2 separate regions of the Homo sapiens genome follow, and region 1 is linked to region 2. A link is a contact called in ENCODE POLR2A ChIA-PET data. All regions are on one chromosome and are shown on one strand. Each heading gives the region's core, a stretch centred on a gene start or an enhancer-like site at or near the end of the contact. The rest is flanking DNA. Distances are from core to core; before and after follow the strand shown.

The links. ChIA-PET counts read pairs that join two places held with the same protein, here RNA polymerase II (POLR2A).
Region 1: POLR2A ChIA-PET joins it to region 2 with 22 read pairs in activated naive CD4-positive, alpha-beta T cell. The contact joins the promoter of PACRGL here to the promoter of WDR1 in region 2. POLR2A ChIA-PET finds 5 or more read pairs at or near these places in 2 of 52 experiments (activated T-cell and activated naive CD4-positive, alpha-beta T cell).

What each region holds. Positions count from the first base shown.
Region 1 is chr4:20,697,761-20,703,010 of GRCh38, reverse strand. PACRGL (parkin coregulated like) reads right to left here and starts at 2,553. Exons shown (of 9, transcript NM_001258345.3): 1 at 2,224-2,553. RefSeq lists an enhancer at 2,321-2,440.
Region 2 is chr4:10,113,010-10,118,751 of GRCh38, reverse strand. WDR1 (WD repeat domain 1) reads left to right here and starts at 1,953. Exons shown (of 15, transcript NM_017491.5): 1 at 1,953-2,101; 2 at 2,518-2,639. The coding sequence starts at 2,086. LOC124900666 (a long non-coding RNA gene) reads right to left here and starts at 1,663. Exons shown (of 2, transcript XR_007058030.1): 1 at 1-1,663. It also overlaps the pseudogene RNA5SP155. RefSeq lists enhancers at 452-541, 622-721, 2,492-2,641, 2,292-3,096, 4,929-5,429 and silencers at 1,642-1,761, 1,772-2,181, 2,262-2,411.

The DNA of each region.
Region 1 (5,250 bases), core at 1,304-3,803, about 11 Mb before region 2:
ACATGATGTACCAGCTTAAAGTCTGATACCATGTAAAGATAACCTAAATGTAAGCTTGCTTCTGCACACTGAATAATTTCAATTTCCTTGATTTAGTACATTGATCTCATTTATCTCATCCCACTACCAGCAGATGACTTACTTCCCAGTATCACACTTCACCTCCATTCCCAGGGCCATTTTCTAATACTACGGTAATTAAAATCTCATTAAAGTTGTCAGATAATAGTCTAAAATAAGCTGAGAGAAGCTTTAAATATGTTAACCTACTATTGTACTTCTGTGATCATTCAACAAGTATTTAATATTGTGCCTGACTTCTGTTTTGAGAAGCTCCTGGAGGGGGAACAACACAAGTTTCTATTGAAAAAAAAAATGCATCAGTTTCCTCAACTCTATAATTGGGCATAATTACAGGAACTACTTTAAGTGTTGATGAAGACTAGTAAGAATATATGTAAAACAACATTTCCATAATGGGAGGCATGCAGTAAGGGCCACATGAGTCTTAGCTATTATTATAATTTTCTTTACAATGGTACAAAGTGTTCTTCAGTATTACTATTACTAATAGTGAAACCACATGTTTTGTCATTTTTAAAAAATCTGGCTTAACATCTTGGGCTACATCAATTTGAAGACCAGCTGAGGTCCAATTTCTCTTGATCATCAATTGTTAACAGCTGCAACAGATAAAAGCGATGCACAGCAAAGACGCGTACCCACAAACATAACAAGGGCACAGGCAGCCATATCAAATTATGATGCACATTTTTCAATACTACCTACCAATTCAGTGGAAGTTTTGGATGGAATTTTATGGCTAAATTTCTATCTTCCTTCACGTCAAAAAGTTGTTCCTGTAACAAACTAATGGGGAGGTGTTGCATTATATTTTGAATGAGTTCAAAAAGTCACCAAAACTCATTTGAAAAAGTTTTAAACATGGTAGAAAATCGAGCTTCTACAGTTTATGAGTATACAGGACAACTTTTATGTACAATATATAATTTTCAGCATTAAACATACAGTAATGCAAACACGTCTACATCCCCTTTCAAAATCCTGTATTAGAGAATTTCCTTCCAAAACAATTGCTTTTTCACTTAAAATTTTTATCCTTTACCTTAACGACAAATTACAGTTGGCTCTCCGTATATGCGGGTTCCACATCTATAGATTTGACCCAACCACGGATACGGAGAGCAGACTGGAGGACTTTGGCATGGGTGGATTTGGGTATCTGAAAGAGACTGGGGGGAGGGAGGGAGTCCTGGAGCCAATTCTCCACGGACACCAAGGGACGACGGGAAATGTAGTCAATTTTTTAAAATAATATCCACCTGGAAGCATGCCACTGACAAGCCTGGAGCATGAGTTGTTTGTGAAAGCAAGCTTTAAAAATCTTATCCTTGGTAACCCTTTCAAGTGGTTTTTCATTAAATAACATGTAGAGGATGGTGTAAAGGGGCAGTGATGGGGAGAAGCGAACCTGTAAGAACTATTTTGTGTTACAAATATTATCAAGGTCACCGCTCATTCTTTTACAAAACAAGATAAACATTCTAATTATAGATATTAGAATCCATAAATCCACTTAACTTCGAACACCTAAACTATGTCACAATATCAGAAAGCAAACAAACCACCCTATGAAGCCCACACATTCCCCTTAAAGCTTCCTTGGTTGCTACAGGTCATCTATCTACAAGGGACTGCCGGTATCTGTGTCAATGGTAGGAAAGTGTACTTTCTATCATTGTTTGGGCAGCTGATATAGCCTATTTCTTTCCCTGTATGTACTTTCTCCCGTACTCAGCTTTAAGACCACTGAACTAAAACAATTCTCAGTCAGCAGAGCCCTGCTTTCTAATCCAGGTCTAGAAAGTTCCAAACGTGTAAGTAAGAGCCCCACTAAAGAAACCATGTTCCATTTGTAAAGCTCTGTCAAATTCTAAAAGACCCAGAGCCCAATAGTCACTTATCCCAGTCCCTTTTTTACCAGAAAGTAAATTCAAAGGGCCAGTATTAGGGTCGCACAATCTGCTTAGGGGTCTTAGAATCTATTTTCCACCTTCCCAGCCACCCCTCCTACACTCACTTCTAGATACTTAAAGACCAGTCCAGAGCCAGGATGCTATCAAAGTCAGCAAAAGAGGAAGACACAGAAAAAAAATAAAGAAAAAACAGAGATTTTTTAAAGGGGCCGAGGGAGGAGTTTACCAGTTTCAATTAAGGTTAACGAAGGCTACTCTCGACTGACCCTCTACCCCAGGAAAGGAGGGGTACACTCCAAGCGCTCACGATCTCAAGGGTCCTTAGCAACGGGGTCCAGCGGCCCTAGCAACAGATCAGGAAGCAAGCCGGCTTGGCAGAGAGCGCAGACAGGACACCTGTACCCGCGGTTCACGGCTCCGGGGACCCGTTCCTACCGCGCCTCTCTCCCGCCGCGATCCGCACACCAGCTGCCCCCCACCGGGGGGGGCTTATGACCGGCACTCGGTCGGCCAACAACCGCGGCTACCGCCACCGAGCGCCTGCGTTTGGGGAAATGAGGCTCCGCGCGGCCCGCCCCTGAACCTGGTCGCGCCGCGCAATGACGTCAGACGCACGCTGCGTCGTCTAAACCAATGGTAAGAGGTCGCGGAGGCGCCCCAGAAGAGGGTTGCCCAGGCAACCAGGCGCCAGGAGTTCAGGGGGCAGCTCACGCACTGCAGGCGCTGTCTCTGGCGACAAAGGGGCACGTGGTGGAGGATGTTTTTCGAATAAGAGGTCCGGAGAGCAGAGGGACGATGACGGGTTCCCAGTCGCCTGCGCCCTAGCCTCTCTTCAGTCCATGTGCTTAACTCCTAAACGCTTTTCTCGCACACTTAATACTCATTGTTCCTCAGCTATCTTACCCTCAATACTCGGAGAACTGAAGACTGTGAACTCCTCCCCCCGAGTCTTCAGGGGTGAGAGCCGAAGCCATCTGCATGCCCAGCTGTGGGATTTTCTTGTAGTTTCCTGTTCTATCTGGCTAAATCATAAGCCTAGCTGTGGAAATTCGTTTCCTGTCGTATTTTATGAATCTCATATGCTATTGCATTCTTCACAGTATATCCGCATTTAAATAGTAAAAAGCACGATTTTGTGCTCTACATTATTTTTAATAGTAAAAATATTTAATAGTGAAAAGCACGATTTTATGCTCCACATCATAACAAAACTGATGCTGCAGGAAAATGCATATTCCCTTGTATTGCATTCCACCAGCAACAATTTGGGTTGTCATAGTTAAGTCCAAGCCCTTTGGACCTGTCCACTGCACTCCTCTTTAGCATCCTCTACTGTTGCCAACCCAAAGCCCTAACTTTTTGCTTAGGTAACACTAAATTGGCATTGTCTGAGCACTCGAGGCTGTGTAATCCTTCTGTGCTCCTGTAGCTCCATCCTTGCTACTTGACCAGCACCCCAGAAGCATCTTCATTAGATTGTGAGTTTCCTCAGGATAAGGATTTTAACTTTGCCCTTTTTATTTCTCCAGCTTCAAGCATAATGCAGTGGGTATTCAACTAATGTCTTCTGAATGAATAAAATGAATTAATAAATTCTGTCTATGTCTAATTTCTCTAATGTTCTGTGAACCTTGCATACAAATCTAAGTTTTAAAATTTATTATAATGTATTTACCTATCTTTCTCACTAGACTGAAATTGTCTTTATTGCTTTTCTATCCCCAATGCCTAGCGCAATGCATGCTTAACTAACGTTTTTAAAAGGAAAAAGAAATTTTTAAAAAAAAAAATCTTATATCCTGTATCTTCAGCTACTTTTACTTTATAATCTCTCATCTCCAGCTTCCTCAAGACTTATTATATTTTCCTTACTCCTAGCATCTCCAGTGTCAGACTCAGTAGAGCTCCTAGTTCGTGACCTTTTAACCCCTCCTCCCTGGACTATAAGAATGATTTGTATTCAGTATCGCAGAGGAATGACAAGCATATGTGTTCTGGAGTTAAGCTATCTAAAACTCACCACCCCTTATCAGCTATGAGTCCTTGTGGATGACGACTCCTACAAGCCTCAATTTCCTCTTCATTATTGGGTTATTGCGAGACTTAAATTTAAGAGGACAATTGAATACCTGACACATAGGAAGTACTCAATAAGTATTAGCTAGTGCAATTATTCAGGTGAAAGCAAATTAAGACTAACGTGGAGGACATCGTAAGTGGCAAAAGTCTCATGCTATGTGTTGGTGTATGAACCATGGACGATGACACGGATTTTTCAGATCTTTATAATAACAATTAGTATAAGCTTCTCCTAATCACAGTTAAAACAGCCTCTTCTAAACTTTCTGTCATCATTTTAGAAAATGAACAGAAAACATGCTCCTTGGCATTGCAACTCTATCAGGATATTATGCAATAAGTGGTGGGTGCTTTCTTGAATACACTGGTTTGACAAGCCTGTGAGGCATCCAGGGGGAGCTAACTAGCATGCTGTTGGATCTGCTCATCTAGAGGGCAGGAAAGAGAACTGGGCATAGCTATGGATTTTTGAGCCATCAGCATATGTAGACGCTGAGTTGGGCGATAGGAGTAATACCTTCTAGGAAAGCTCACAATATGTGAGAAACAGAGCACTGATTGTGGACTTTTGTCTTCTATTCAGGTTTTAAGGTTTAATTTTCTATTTAAGAGAGAATGGGATGAGGGAAAAAAGGTGACCTATTTGCCTAGCAATATAGTAAATGATTCTGAAAAGACAGAATATGCCATATATTTTCTGTTTGCTCTCATATAGGTACACTCTTCCCTTTGTCCTGTTATTTGCTCTGGGATGCTGATCAGCATAAACTATATCACCCAGGCTCCAGTGCCCTCTGGTTTCTGATTGGGTTTGGCTACTGAAGAACACTAATAGGAGATTAGAGAATTAGAGGAGAGTGAAGTCAGAGTATTCATTCTCCTGCTCCTATCCTTAGGGGGTTCCCTAAAGCTGGTCATACCCATAAGTGAAGATCACATCTTTCTGCTATAGTCTGATTGTTTCTGTTCCTCCAAAATTCATAGATTGAAATTTTAACTCCCAAGGTGATGGTATTTGGAGGTGGGGCTTTTGGGTGGCGATGAAGTCATAGGGTTGGAACACTCGTGAATGGAATTAGTGCCCTAATAATAGAGGCCTGAGAGAGAACACTCACTCCTTCCACTATGTGAGGACACAGTGAAACAATTTCATCTGTGAACCAGAAAGTAGTCC
Region 2 (5,742 bases), core at 704-3,203:
AGGAATATTTTACTTCGGATGGATCACTCAGCTACCTGGAGAACACACAAGGTTAGGAAGAATAGGAGACAGGCAACATGGCCACTAACCCAGGTGAGCCACGAGAGACTGCTCTACAGAAGTAGGTAGCAAGAGACTAACCTTGATACAACCTTAAGCAGAACAGACCTTTCAGAGAAGCAGGAACCGCTCACAGCGTGGGTTTCAGAGTTTTTAGCTACCCGCAAGTACTTTGGTTTCTCCCACTTTTACCACCCTCCTAGCCCCCAGAGCCCCAATGGAAAACTTGTACCCACGCTACTGAAAGACGAGACTAGAAGCTTGGACACTTCACATTCCCTGCTCTCCCTTCCACAATTGAGCCACTGCCCTGGTTTTAGAAGTGGGGCTTGTTTTGCTCTGAAGTAACCCTTAACGTCCTTAGAAGTAGCAGCTCCCCTACCCCTCTCCCCACGCCTTTGCCTTTTAAAAACCTTAACTTTTGAGAGAGAGAAACAGCACAAGTTCAGGCCCAGCAGAGTAACCCCTACGTTGTTGCCAGCAACTACTTCAAGGGCAGTTAACCGTGCTTAAAGACGCCAAAAGCATCCATCTCCCGCTTACAACAACATTTAGCTACCCCCCACCCACGTACTTTGCTTTCTCCCACTTTTACAACCCTCCCACCCCCAGAGCCCCGAGGGAAAGCTTGTACCCATTCTACTGAAAGATGAGACTAGAAACTTGTACACTTCACAGCGCCTGCTCTCCAGCTGAGCCACTACCCGGGTTTTACAAGTGGGGCTTGTTTTGCTTTCTTAGGAAATAACCTTTAACTTCCTTAAAAGCAGCAGCGCCCCCACCCCCACTTTTGCCTTTCAAAAGCTAAACTTTTGAGAAAAAGCACGAGTTCAGGCCTAACAAAGAGTAACCCTTACGTTCTTGTTGCCAGTAACTACTTCAAGAAAAAGCACTTAACCGTGCTTAGAGAAAGACGCCAACAGCATTCCTCTTCCACTTACAACAACATTCAGCTACCCGCCCGCACCCCGCCAAATACTTTGCTTTCTCCCACTTTTACAACCCTCCCAGCCCCCAGAGCCCCAAGGGGAAAGCTTGTACCCATCCTACTGAAAGATGAGACTAGAAACTTGGACACTTTACAGCCCCTGCTCTCCCGCCACAACTGAGCCACTACCCTGGTTTTAGGAGTGAGACTTGTTTTGTTTAGGAAATAACCTTTAACTTCCTTAAGACCGACAGCTCCCCCATCCCCCACGCCTTTTTTGCCTTTCAAAAGCTCAACTTTTGAGAGAAAAAGCACGAGTTCAGGCCCAACAAAGAGTAACCCCTACGTTCTTGTTGCCAGCAACTACTTCAAGCAAGGGCACTTAACCGTACTTTAAGAAGACGTAAAAAGCATCCCTCTCCTGCTTACAAAACCCGAGCAGGAGGACTGGCGGCTGGGCAACGCCCGGGACCGGTCAAAAAGGAGAGGCCGGGGAGCGCCCGCCACGCAACGCGGTCACAGGTACAGAGAGGTTTTTCCAGACCCCCACCAAAGCCCGCCAGTACTTTCAGCGTCTTTAAGACCCCCCCGCAAATAAACTTCCTACAGCCCAGCTTCTCCTACAAGCTAGCAACAGAAAGGCACCCACCCCCCGACTCCCAGAAGCATTCTGACGCGGCTGCTTGTCTGCGCCGCCTTTTCAAGGGCCCGCGGGGCGTGCTATACGTCACTTCCGGGGCGGGGCGAGCAAGGCGGAGGCGGGGCCGGGGCCGGCGGGGGAGGGGAGCGCCAGGTCCGCGCAGGCTCGCCGGGACCGCAGCCGCCGAGCCGAGCGCTTGACTATATATGGTCAAAGCTGGGGGCGAGCCGCGCGCGGGACCGCGCTTCCGGGTTCGGGGCGTCCGCAACCACAGCGCGCAGGGCAGGCGCGAGCTGGCCTCTGAGCCCCGGCCTCGGACCGCCCACTCCACTCCCGGCACGCCCGGTGCCGCCTTCCGGCTCCAGTCCCCGGGCTCGGCCTCGGCGAGGTGTAATTCGCAGCGCGGGCCGGCCCCGGAGGCTCTCGGCGAGCGCGGCGCGGTAACAAGTGGGCGAGGATGCCGTACGAGATCAGTAAGTGCCGCGGCGCGGGGCCCCCGAGCGGCCGCCGCGCTGCCCCGGCCCCGGTCCCCGGCCCCTAGGCGCCGTGCGGGTGGCGGGGGAGTCCTCGGCGCGGGGGAGGGGTGCGGGCGCCGGCCGGAGGCGTGGCGGGGCCGCCCTCGGTGGTGCAGGGCGGGACCCCCGACGGGGGGTGCGCCCCCAAGTTGGCGCCGTGGGCCGAGCCGGAGGAGCCCCGCTGCCCCCAAGGGCCTGGCCCGGGGCGCGGACCAGGAAGTCGCGCGGTTCCTGGCGCTCGTGGAAAGTGGAGGCCGCCCTCCCGGCGCAGTCAACAGGTGACCGGCCGAGACCGGTCCGGGGCTCCTTCTCCCTTCTGTCCCCGCCGTCCCCGCCCTGCCCTGACATGCCCCGCCGCATTTGTGTCTCCGCAGAGAAGGTGTTCGCCAGCCTCCCGCAGGTGGAGAGGGGCGTCTCCAAGATCATCGGCGGCGACCCTAAGGGCAACAATTTTCTGTACACCAATGGAAAGTGCGTCATCCTAAGGAACATCGACGTGAGTACCCCCTACCCCGGGCGCGGTTCTGCTCCGGAGCCACCTTGGGATGGGATAATTCGCCTTCCTCTCCACTTCTCACCTCCTGCCCATTGGCCCGGGGAGGGTGAGGGCGCCACGCCCCCTCTACCGGGAGCCACACCTCGGAGCCCCGGAAGCCGGCCTCAGATTCACCCAGGTCCTTGTCTGCTCCTTCTTGATGAGGAAACTGAGTCTTAGTTCGTTTCTGTCTACGGTCATAGCACCCTGAAAGCGCCGGATCGCCTCTGATCTTGGAAGCTAAGCACGGTCAGGCCTGGTTAGTACGTGGATGGGAGATTAGATTAGTTCATTCCTTAAAAGCAAGGGCTCCGGATTTGAGGGATCAGACTGACCCGGTCGGCCGCTGCGTGACCTTGAGAAGATTGGCGATTTGGGCATCTCTGAGCCCCAGTTTTCTCGTCTGTAAAACAGATGATGAGATGATGACCACTCTCGCTTCGCCTGCTGGCTGGGCAGATGGAATGAATGAGCTGCTGGCGTCCCTCAAGCCCAGCGGTGCCTGGTGCACTTTGAGCCCTTGCTGAATGGAATGGCACTCAGCTAACTCGCTGTTAATACCCTGGTCTTCCAGTATGGCAGAGCCCGGAAAAACACCCGGGCCTCTGGGCCAGCCAGATCTGCCACCATGGATCTAAGCCCCAAAGCAAAAACAGGAAGCAGTGTTTTCCCATGAATCATTCTCTGCAAGCCTCCGGTACCCAGGCTGAAAAGGCTTCTAGAGCCAGCTCCTTGGGAAATCCTTGCAAATTCATGTTATTCCTCTGTAATTGTTGGGGTGACCCAGTCTGTCAGTCTCCCTCCCTTCCTGGGTTACACGCTTAAATTTTGCTTTTCCCTTCCTCAGCCTGAGTGATGGAATTGGTGGGGTGGGAGTTGGAGGTGCCGGCCCGGCCATTGGGTGATTTCTCCTGTGCTGTGCTTAGTGGGGGCGGCTGGCACAAAGATGTATGTTTTGATTGATGCCATAGGCATACAAGGGTTGTCAACTTAAAGTCAGCCTGATTTCCCTTGGTAGGTTGGGACTGTTGATCGGACACACTTGCCCTCCAGGAGGCCAGCAACTGGCTGAGGGAATGAAGGGGTCTCTGGGTCTCAGTTTCCTTCTCTGTGAAAGGAGAAGCCTCTTGGTCCGAAGAGCTGCTGGCTCTGCCCGCATCTGTCTCGTTAACCCAGGCAGTCGCTGCTGTTCCTCTGCTGGAAGACAGAGCTCTACCTGCCCTGGATTGCTGGGCCCCTCAAATGAGGGGGTGGGCGGGTGTGAATGTGCTTTGAAGGTGCTAACAACTTGCTAGTCACACAGATTCCTAGAAAGCCGAAGGGCCTTGCTTAGAACTGGAGAAAATCACCAGGGATCTAATGGTAATGATCTGGAAGTCTCCGAAGGCAGGTCCTGAGGCTTTTGAGAAAATAAAAATTGAGACAACCCTAAAGAGATATTTAGTAGTTTGGCAAATAAAATCCACTAACACGTCCTCGGATACAGAGCAGTAGGATATTTCGTTTTGCCCCTAACCAGGCCTTCCCTGTCGTTGCAGTCCACATTGACTTCCAGGGAGGGGGCCTCACATAAAGTACCTGCTGTGCATCTGGCCCTGTGATAGCTTCTTAAACTGTAGCATCTCTTTCCACCCCACATGGGTCCGTTACTCTAAAGAGGAGTCAGACTTAGCAAGGTGAGGCAGGCCAGTAACTGGAGCTGCTTCTAATGGAGTGGTCATTCAGGGACAGGCACCCCTTTGCAGAAAGCATTTCCCAGCTTGTGAAACCCATTCTGCCTGTTTCTGAGCTCTGTATTCTTACCCCTTCCCCGTGGTTTGCCATTTTCTTCTCAGGGGTTACCCTGTTTCCCTTCTCAATTATTTTTAAGTTTCTGCAATGCCAGGTCAGCACGAGATGCTACTAATATAGCCCTCCCTGGGCTGGATGTAGATCAGGCACTGAGTCTCTTGTTAGTTGGATGGGTGGACTGGGTACTCAAGTAAAGGTGGGTACGATTTTTTTTAGGGCAAAGTACTCTTGGAAAAAAAAGTGACATGAATTGGCATGACCGTTCAGGAAGGATGATGGTCTGTTTGGAATGCAGGCTCAGGGAGGGAAGAGGGAAGAAATGGAGGACCAGATCATGGAAGATCTAACATGTCTCATTGACATCTCAGACTCAACATACATACTCCAAGCCAAATTTGTGTTTCCCACGTGCTCTTCCCCTAAAAGGGAACACCGTTCCTCCAGCTGTTCAGGCCCCAAACCTTGGACTCCTGTTTCACTCTCTGCTTCGCTACTGCGCCACATTTTAATTTTAGTAAATCCTTCTGACTCCACATTCAAAGTATCTTCAGAATCTAACAGATTTCCCTGGCTTCCTCTGCCTCCACCCACGACTAAGCTATCTTCCCCCACCTGACTTATTGCCCCCAGACTCCCGAAAACCAAACAGGTCTCCTTGCTTTCACCCTTGTTGCCCTGGGGGTCTGTTCACAACACTCGCTGGAGTGGCTGAAACACAAGACAGGCCTCTAGTGGCTTCCCACCTCGGTGAAAGCCAGAGTCCTTACCGTGGCCTCGGCTCCAGCGTTCTTGCCTCCTTGCTGCTTCTTGAACATGCCACACATCTGTCTTGGTACCTGCTAGTTATTGCCTTTGCCTGGACATTTTCTCAGATAGCTGCAAGTCTTGCTCCCTGTCTTCTCTTTGGTTTTTCTTTTTTAATTTGAGGTGGAGGCTTACTGTCGCCCAAGCTGGAGTGCGGTGGCGTGATCTTGGGTCACTGCAACCTCCACCTGCCGGGTTCAGGCAAATCTCCTGCCTCAGCCTCCCGAGTAGTGGGGACTACAGGTACGTGCCAATTCACCTGGCTAATTTTTGTATTTTTTAGTAGGTAACGGGGTTTCGCCGTGTTGGCCAGGCTGATCTTGAACTCCCAACCTCAAGTGATCTGCTCGCTCGCCTTGGCCTCCCAAAGTCCTGGGATACAGGCGTGAGCCACCACACTAGGCCTTTCCCTTTGGTTTATACTTAGATGTAGTCACCTTAGTAGAGGGGTGTCCCCGGAATAGAATTT